Regions from separate parts of the Homo sapiens genome. Here region 1 is linked to region 2. The links are chromatin contacts, found by Hi-C in ENCODE. All regions are on one chromosome and are shown on one strand. The core of a region is the stretch at or near the end of the contact, and the rest is flanking DNA. Distances in the headings are between cores, read along the strand shown.

What was found. Hi-C counts contacts between places; a loop is a spot of excess contacts on that map. Pooled maps may share reads with other maps.
Region 1: a loop to region 2 is called in a map with no recorded cell type, with 8 times the contacts of the local background. The contact joins two enhancer-like sites. A Hi-C loop is called at or near these places in 2 of 37 single-sample maps with no recorded cell type and 3 of 50 pooled maps.

The regions. Positions count from the first base shown.
Region 1 is chr17:5,225,625-5,228,877 of GRCh38, reverse strand. The region is part of intron 1 of SCIMP (SLP adaptor and CSK interacting membrane protein); the gene reads left to right. The region is part of intron 5 of ZNF594-DT (ZNF594 divergent transcript); the gene reads right to left. Among named protein-coding and RNA genes, the nearest start is that of SCIMP, 7.6 kb to the left of the region's middle. RefSeq lists a silencer at 2,577-2,777. Within about 2 kb of position 1,322, at least 7 of the 41 ENCODE cell types and tissues checked have a DNase peak (open chromatin) inside an H3K27ac peak, as active enhancers do.
Region 2 is chr17:3,709,715-3,712,992 of GRCh38, reverse strand. It overlaps a transcript of P2RX5 not described here. Among named protein-coding and RNA genes, the nearest start is that of HASPIN, 13 kb to the left of the region's middle. RefSeq lists a silencer at 1,971-2,171. Within about 2 kb of position 1,877, at least 10 of the 41 ENCODE cell types and tissues checked have a DNase peak (open chromatin) inside an H3K27ac peak, as active enhancers do.

The DNA of each region.
Region 1 (3,253 bases), core at 73-2,572, 1.5 Mb before region 2:
TTTCGTATATTCACAGATATGTATGGTATGTCCTGCCCCAGGTGATGTTCTAGGCGCTAGAAACACAGTGGTAATTACAGGCAAAGCCTCTGCTCTTATGCTGCTTGCCCATCAGTGTGGGAGACAGACAAGGAACAAACAAATAAAAAGAACAAATACACCAAGAGACAACTGTCACTGTCACAGGCTCAGTTGGAAGAAAAATGCATTTCACTGTTTTTTCTTTTTTTTTTGAGACAGGGTCTTACTCTGTCACTCAGGCTGGAGTGCAGTGGCACATTCATGGCCCAATGTAGCCTCGAATCCCTGGGCTCAAGCAATCCTCTCACCTAAGCTTCTTGAGTAGCTGGGACTATAGGCATGCACCACCTTGCCTGGCAAATTTTTAATTTTTTTTGTAGAGACAAGGTCTTGCTGTGTTGCCCAGGCTGGTTGCTAACTCCTGGCCTTCAGTGATCCTCCTGCCTCAGCCTCCAAAACTGTTGAGATTACAGGTGTGAGCCACTGTGCTCAATGCATTTTTTTTTTTTTTGAGACAAGATTTGGCTCTGTCACCCAGGCTGCAGTGCAGTGGCGTGACTGCAGCTCACTACAGCCTCAACTTCCTGGGCTCCAACAATCCTCCCACTTCAACCTCCCATGTAGCTGGGGCCACAGGCGCGTGCCACCATGCCCAACTTATTTTTCATTTTTAAAATTTTGTTTGGAGAAGGAGTCTAGCTCTGTTGCCCAGGCTGGAGTGCAGTGGCGTGATCTCGGCTCACCACAACCTCCGCCTCCCAGTGTCAAGCAATTCTCCTGCCTCAGCCTCCCAAGTAGCTGAGATTACAGGTGCACACCACCATGCCTGGCTAATTTTTGTATTTTAGTAGAGACGGGGTTTCACCATGTTGGCCAGGCTGGTCTTGAACTCCTGACCTCATGATCTGCCTGCCTCGGCCTCCCAAAGTGCTGGGATTACAGGCATGAGCCACCGCGCCCAACATATTTCACATATACATATTGCAGGGGGTAGTGACATCCCTTCACGTAGCTGAGTTCTTCTTGGGATGCGGTAGGCAAGGAGAAAGGATGGCCTCACGAGAGAGGCTCCACCAACTAAAATTGTGAAGAAAGCGCCATGGGAATGGGGGATGGGGACTGGGCTGGAAGGTGGAGGAGTTGGTGCGTGCTATTGCACTGCTCTGCTCAAGCCGGACCCCTCCCACCTCAACCCCCACACTGTTGACTTTGCCTCCCACCTCAGAGGAAATGGAAACTTAGGTGTGAGCTCTCAACTTCCTGCCCCCAAGCCCCTTCTCTCTGGTTCTATTCAGTGTCACTCCCTTCTCTAATCCTTGTTCCCTTTTGAAAGTTCATTCTGGGTGGGCAGGGTGGCTCACGCCTGTAATCCCAGAACTTTGGGAGGCCGAGGCATGCGGATCACTTGAGATTAGGAGTTCAAGACCACCCTGGCCAACATGGTGAAACCCCCTGAGTAGCTGAGGAGGAGCTTAACCTCCTGAGTAGCTGTGACTATAGGCACATGCCGCCACACCTGGCTAAGTGTAAGAGTGTGTGTGTGTGTGTGTGTGTGTGTGTGTGTTGTGTGTGTGTGTATATAGAGACAGGGTCTTGCTATGTTGCCCAAGCTGATCATGAACTCCTGGACTCAAGTGATCCGCCTGCCTTGGCCTCCTGAAGTGCTAGGATTACAAGCATGAGCTACTGCACTCGGCCAGTGCAAACACTTCTTTGCGATCCTTCAGTAGCCCTCAGTAGTCCTGTACTCACAATCTTATCGGCCCTCTGTGGCAACAACTCCAGGTCTGCCAGCACAGGTAGGATCCAGCTTTCATACCTTCCCAGGGCCTGAACTCGGTCATGCAGCCATTGTGTACTCCCTGTTTTCTGTACTCTCTATCATCCTTCCCCAGGGCTTCCTCTCTCTGGAAGCACCTTGGCCATTAAACCAGCCTGGTGGCCTAGAGGACATCCTACTGGAACTAGGATGTGATTCTCTTAGGCCCCCTCTCTCAGCTGCCCTCTCTCAAAAAGCAAGCTCTCCTTGGTTCTATTAAAAATGTGTCGGCCGGGCGTGGTGGCTCATGCCTGTAATCCCAGCACTTTGGGAGGCTGAGGCAGGCGGATCACCTGAGGTCAGGAGTTCGAGACCAGCCTGGCCAACATGGTGAAACCCCATCTCTACTAAAAATACAAAAAAAATTAGCCGGGCATGGTGGCACACACCTGTAATCGCAGCTACTGGAGAGGCTGAGGCAGAAGAATCGCTTGAACTGGAGAGGTGGAGGGTGCAGTGAGCCGAGATCACGCCATCGCACTCCAGCCTGGGGTACAAGAGCGAGACTTCATCTCAAAAAAAAAAAAAAGAAAGAAAGAAAAAAGAAAAGAAAAAGTGCCTCTCTGCGGTCCATTTCACTTGTAAGAACAAAACTGACAAAAAATATTTATTACTCTGAGTAGTTCTGAAAATGACCCATGGTTTCACTTTCTGACAACATCATTCCACTTCCTCTTTCCCAAGAAACTGATGAGAATGAAATTTCCTTGACCTTGAAACCCAAGCAATAGTTTTTTTTGGAAGCTACACTACATGGCCAATTTATTCTTTCCAGTGTTATCAAAGTAAATGTACGTAGTGCAAAAATCAAGTAATGCAGAGTTTATAACGAAAAGCAACAGCCCCTGTCTTCCCGCCTCGACCTTCCACGCAGTCACAATCCAGATACAACAGCTTTGAATGCGCAGGTCGTGGTATTTATTTCTATCGCTCTAAAGAGTATTGTTTCAGGAAAAACTCTGCAAGCGGTGTTTTTCCTCTGTTCTCACACCAGCACAACAATCACCAACACAGAAAAGGGCTTCTGTGACCAAATGTGTGAGGGTTTTTCCGCCACACACCAAGCAGTGAACACCAGCTGGGTGTTCTCCAATTCAATGCCAGCACTATAGACCCAGAGATAGTATCAGATCTCACAGCTCAGTTCCCAAGACTGCTGCCCCCAACTCCCCAGACGTCAGTCGCAAGTCCGGGCCTCTGGAACTTGAGAGCAACCAGCTTCAAGTTGGGGTTCTCACAACTCCCTCTTTGAGATCGGTGTTTTTTTTTTTTTTTCAGATGGAATCTCGCTCTTGTTGCCCAGGCTGGAGTGCAATGGCACAACCTCGGCTCACCGCAACCTCTGACTCCCAGGTTCAAGCAATTCTCTTGCCTCAGTCTCTCAAGTAGCTGGGATTACAGGCGTGCACCACC
Region 2 (3,278 bases), core at 628-3,127:
AATGTTTATCTTATCTGGCCATTTTACTGAACTGTGGTTTTGTTTTTTTGGAGACGGAGTCTCACTCTGTCGCCCACGCTGGAGTGCAGTGGTGTGATCTCTGCTCACTGCAACCTCCGCCTCCCGGGTTCCAGCAATTCTCCTGCCTCACCCTCCCGAGTAGCTGGGACTACAGGGACCCACCACCATGCCCAGCTAATTTTTGCACTTTTAGTAGAGATGGGGTTTCACCATGTTAGGCTGGTCTCGAACTCCTGACCTCAGGTGATCCACCCGCCTCAGGCTCACAAAGTGCTGGGATTACAGGCATGAGCCAAATCCGGGCCCGGCCAAACTGTTTTTAAATCACTCTTTAGTTGATTCTTTGGGATTTTTCTAAGGAGACAATTTTATTTGCAAATAATGGCAATTTGGAGTCTTTCTGATATTTCTACTTTTGGCTACCCTTACTTCTTTGACTAGGACGTGGAGAGCTCTGAGAAGTAAACCGTGTACCTGGTTGTAATGGGAGGGCTTTTCTGGCCCTCCTCTGCCTGCCTCACACCTGCCTGTTATCCCAGCCCCGGCTGCTCTGCCTTTGGGTAGTTTCTAGGGCTTGGTTGGAGCAGCCCATTCACCTCTCATGGAGCCCCGTACCTTGCCAGTGTTACATCACTAGGCTGTTGGGCACCATCTGCTTCCCTGTTGATCTGATTCCATCATCTTCATTTCGTTCAGAAATCCGTCTGTGCTATCGGTCACTTGATGATATTGTTCTCTGTTTTCCAATGCTGCCACAGGCTTTTCCCCTTCCTTGTAACTCTTGGGTTGTTTCAGTGGAATTTGCCTTTGAGGGAAAACACACAGGTAAGTTTGCTTACTTATTTTCCTGTTGTGCTCAGGAGTTGTGTCCAAGTTTTCATATTATATAAAAGCCCCTGCTTTTTATACTTTTTAAAATTGCAAATAAGACCCCACTTCCATCGTCACTGGGAAGCCTGTTTGTTATTGACTTACTGAGTCGTGCTGATCCAATTGGCGTTAGAGCAAGGCAGCTGTAATCGGGGGAACTACATCAGGAACTACTTAATGAGGAGGAAGACACTTTTAAGTGCGACATGGTTAGATTTTACAAATTCATATGCTATGGCTTGGGCCAAGGTCTGTGGCATACACCTGTAGTCCCAGCTACTCAGGAGGCTGAGGCATGAGAATCGCTTGAACCCAGAAGGCAGAGTTTGCAGTGAGACGAGATCGTGCCACTGCACTCCAGCCTGGGCAACAGAGCGAGACCCTGTCTCAAAAAAATAAATAAATAAATAAATAATGAGGCCGGGCGCAGTGGCTCACGCCTGTAATCCCAGCACTTCGGGAGGCGCCGACGTGGGCAGATCACCTGAGGTCGGGAGCTTGAGAGCAGCCTGACCAACATGGAGAAACCCCATCTTCATTAAAAATACAAAATTAGCTGGGCGTGGTGGTGGGTGCCTGTAATCCCAGCTACTCTGGAGGCTGAGGCAGGAGAATCGCTTGAACCCGGGAGGCAGAGCTTGCAGTGAGCCAAGATCGCGCCACTGCACTCCAGCCTGGGTGACAGAGCGAGACTCCGTCTCAAAAAAAAAAAAAAAAAAAAAAAAAAAAAAGAATGAGTGCTGGGCTCAGCCCTGTGGAGTAACCTTTTCTCGTAATTGAATGAGGTCTAAATAACGTGGCCAATTTAGGTTTTCACACCTGCTTGGTTTCATTGGTTTCATCCCTCCAAAGTTCAGATGGTATCATGAGAGAAACAGGTTATTCGAATCTGCACTCACTATCCTGTACCAGGGCAAAGGAGAACAGAAAGCACATGGGGTACTTTCCCAGCCGGTCTTTCTTCTACAAGCTGCCTTTTAGGTGCTAGGCCTTTCTCATTTCCTTTTCACCCTCTGCCTGGGACAGGAAATGGTAGAGCTTGCATAGATCCAAGAACAGTGAGTCATGCCATAGGGCCACTCTGCTACCCAGAAAAGGACTGAGCTGGGACCCGCTGAACTTTGGATGCAGTTATTGGAGGGAACAGCAGTTTTTTTTGTTTTGTTTTGTTTTTTTGAGACAGGGTCTCGCTCTCGTTCATGCTGGAGTGCAGTGGTGCGATCTCGGCTCATTGCAACCTCCGCCTTCTGGGTTCAATCGATTCTCATGCCTCAGCTTCCTAATTAGCTGGGACTGCAGGTGCATGCCGCCACGCCCAACTAACTTTTGTATTTTTAGTAGAGATGGGGTTTCACCATGTCGGCCAGGCTGGTCTTGAACTCCCGACTTCAAGTGATCCGCTCACCTCGGCTTCCCAAAGTGCTGGGATTCCAGGCGTGAGTTGCCACGCCCGGCCTCCTGCTGTCTTAAATAATCTGCACTACTGCATTATTCTGTGCACATCTCTAATACATTTACAAGGAGGGGTTTTTGGTTAAGATTTTCTGGGTCTTCTAGTCATAATTATATTATAATGGCACCAGAATTTTACCATTACTTGAACTAGGAACAGATTCAGTATATGGAATCAAGGGAAACTTTCATTTTATTAATTTATTTATTTATTTATTTATTTGAGATAGAGTCTTGCTCTTTCTCCCAGGCTGGAGTGCAGTAGCATGATCTCGGCTCACTGCAACCTCCGCCTCCCAGGTTCAATCGATTCTCATGCCTCAGCTTCCTGAGTAGCTGGGACTGCAGGTGCATGCCACCACACCAAACTAATTTTTGTATTTTTAGTAGAGACTGGGTTTCACCATGTTGACCAGGCTGGTCTTGAACTCCCGACTTCAAGTGATCCGCTCACCTCGGCTTCCCAAAGTGCTGGGATTCCAGGCGTGAGCCGCCACGCCCGGCCTCCTGCAGTCTTAAATAATCTGCACTACTGCATTATTCTGTGCACATCTCTAATACATTTACAAGGAGGGGTATTTGGTTAAGATTTTCTGGGTCTTCTAGTCATAATTATATTATAATGGCACCAGAATTTTACCATTACTTGAACTAGGAACAGATTCAGTATATGGAATCAAGGGAAACTTTCATTTTATTAATTTTTGTTTGTTTTGTTTTGTTTTTCTTTGTTTGTTTTTTGAGACAGAGTCTCGCTCTTTCGCCCAGGCTGGGGTGCAGTAGCATGATCTCGGCTTACTGCAAACTCCGCCTCCTGGGTTCAAGCGATTCTCCTGCCTCAGCCCCCCGAGTAGCTGGAACTACAGGCACCCGCCACCATGCCCAGCTAATTTTTGCATTTTTAGTAGAGACGGGGTTTCACCATGTTAGGCTGG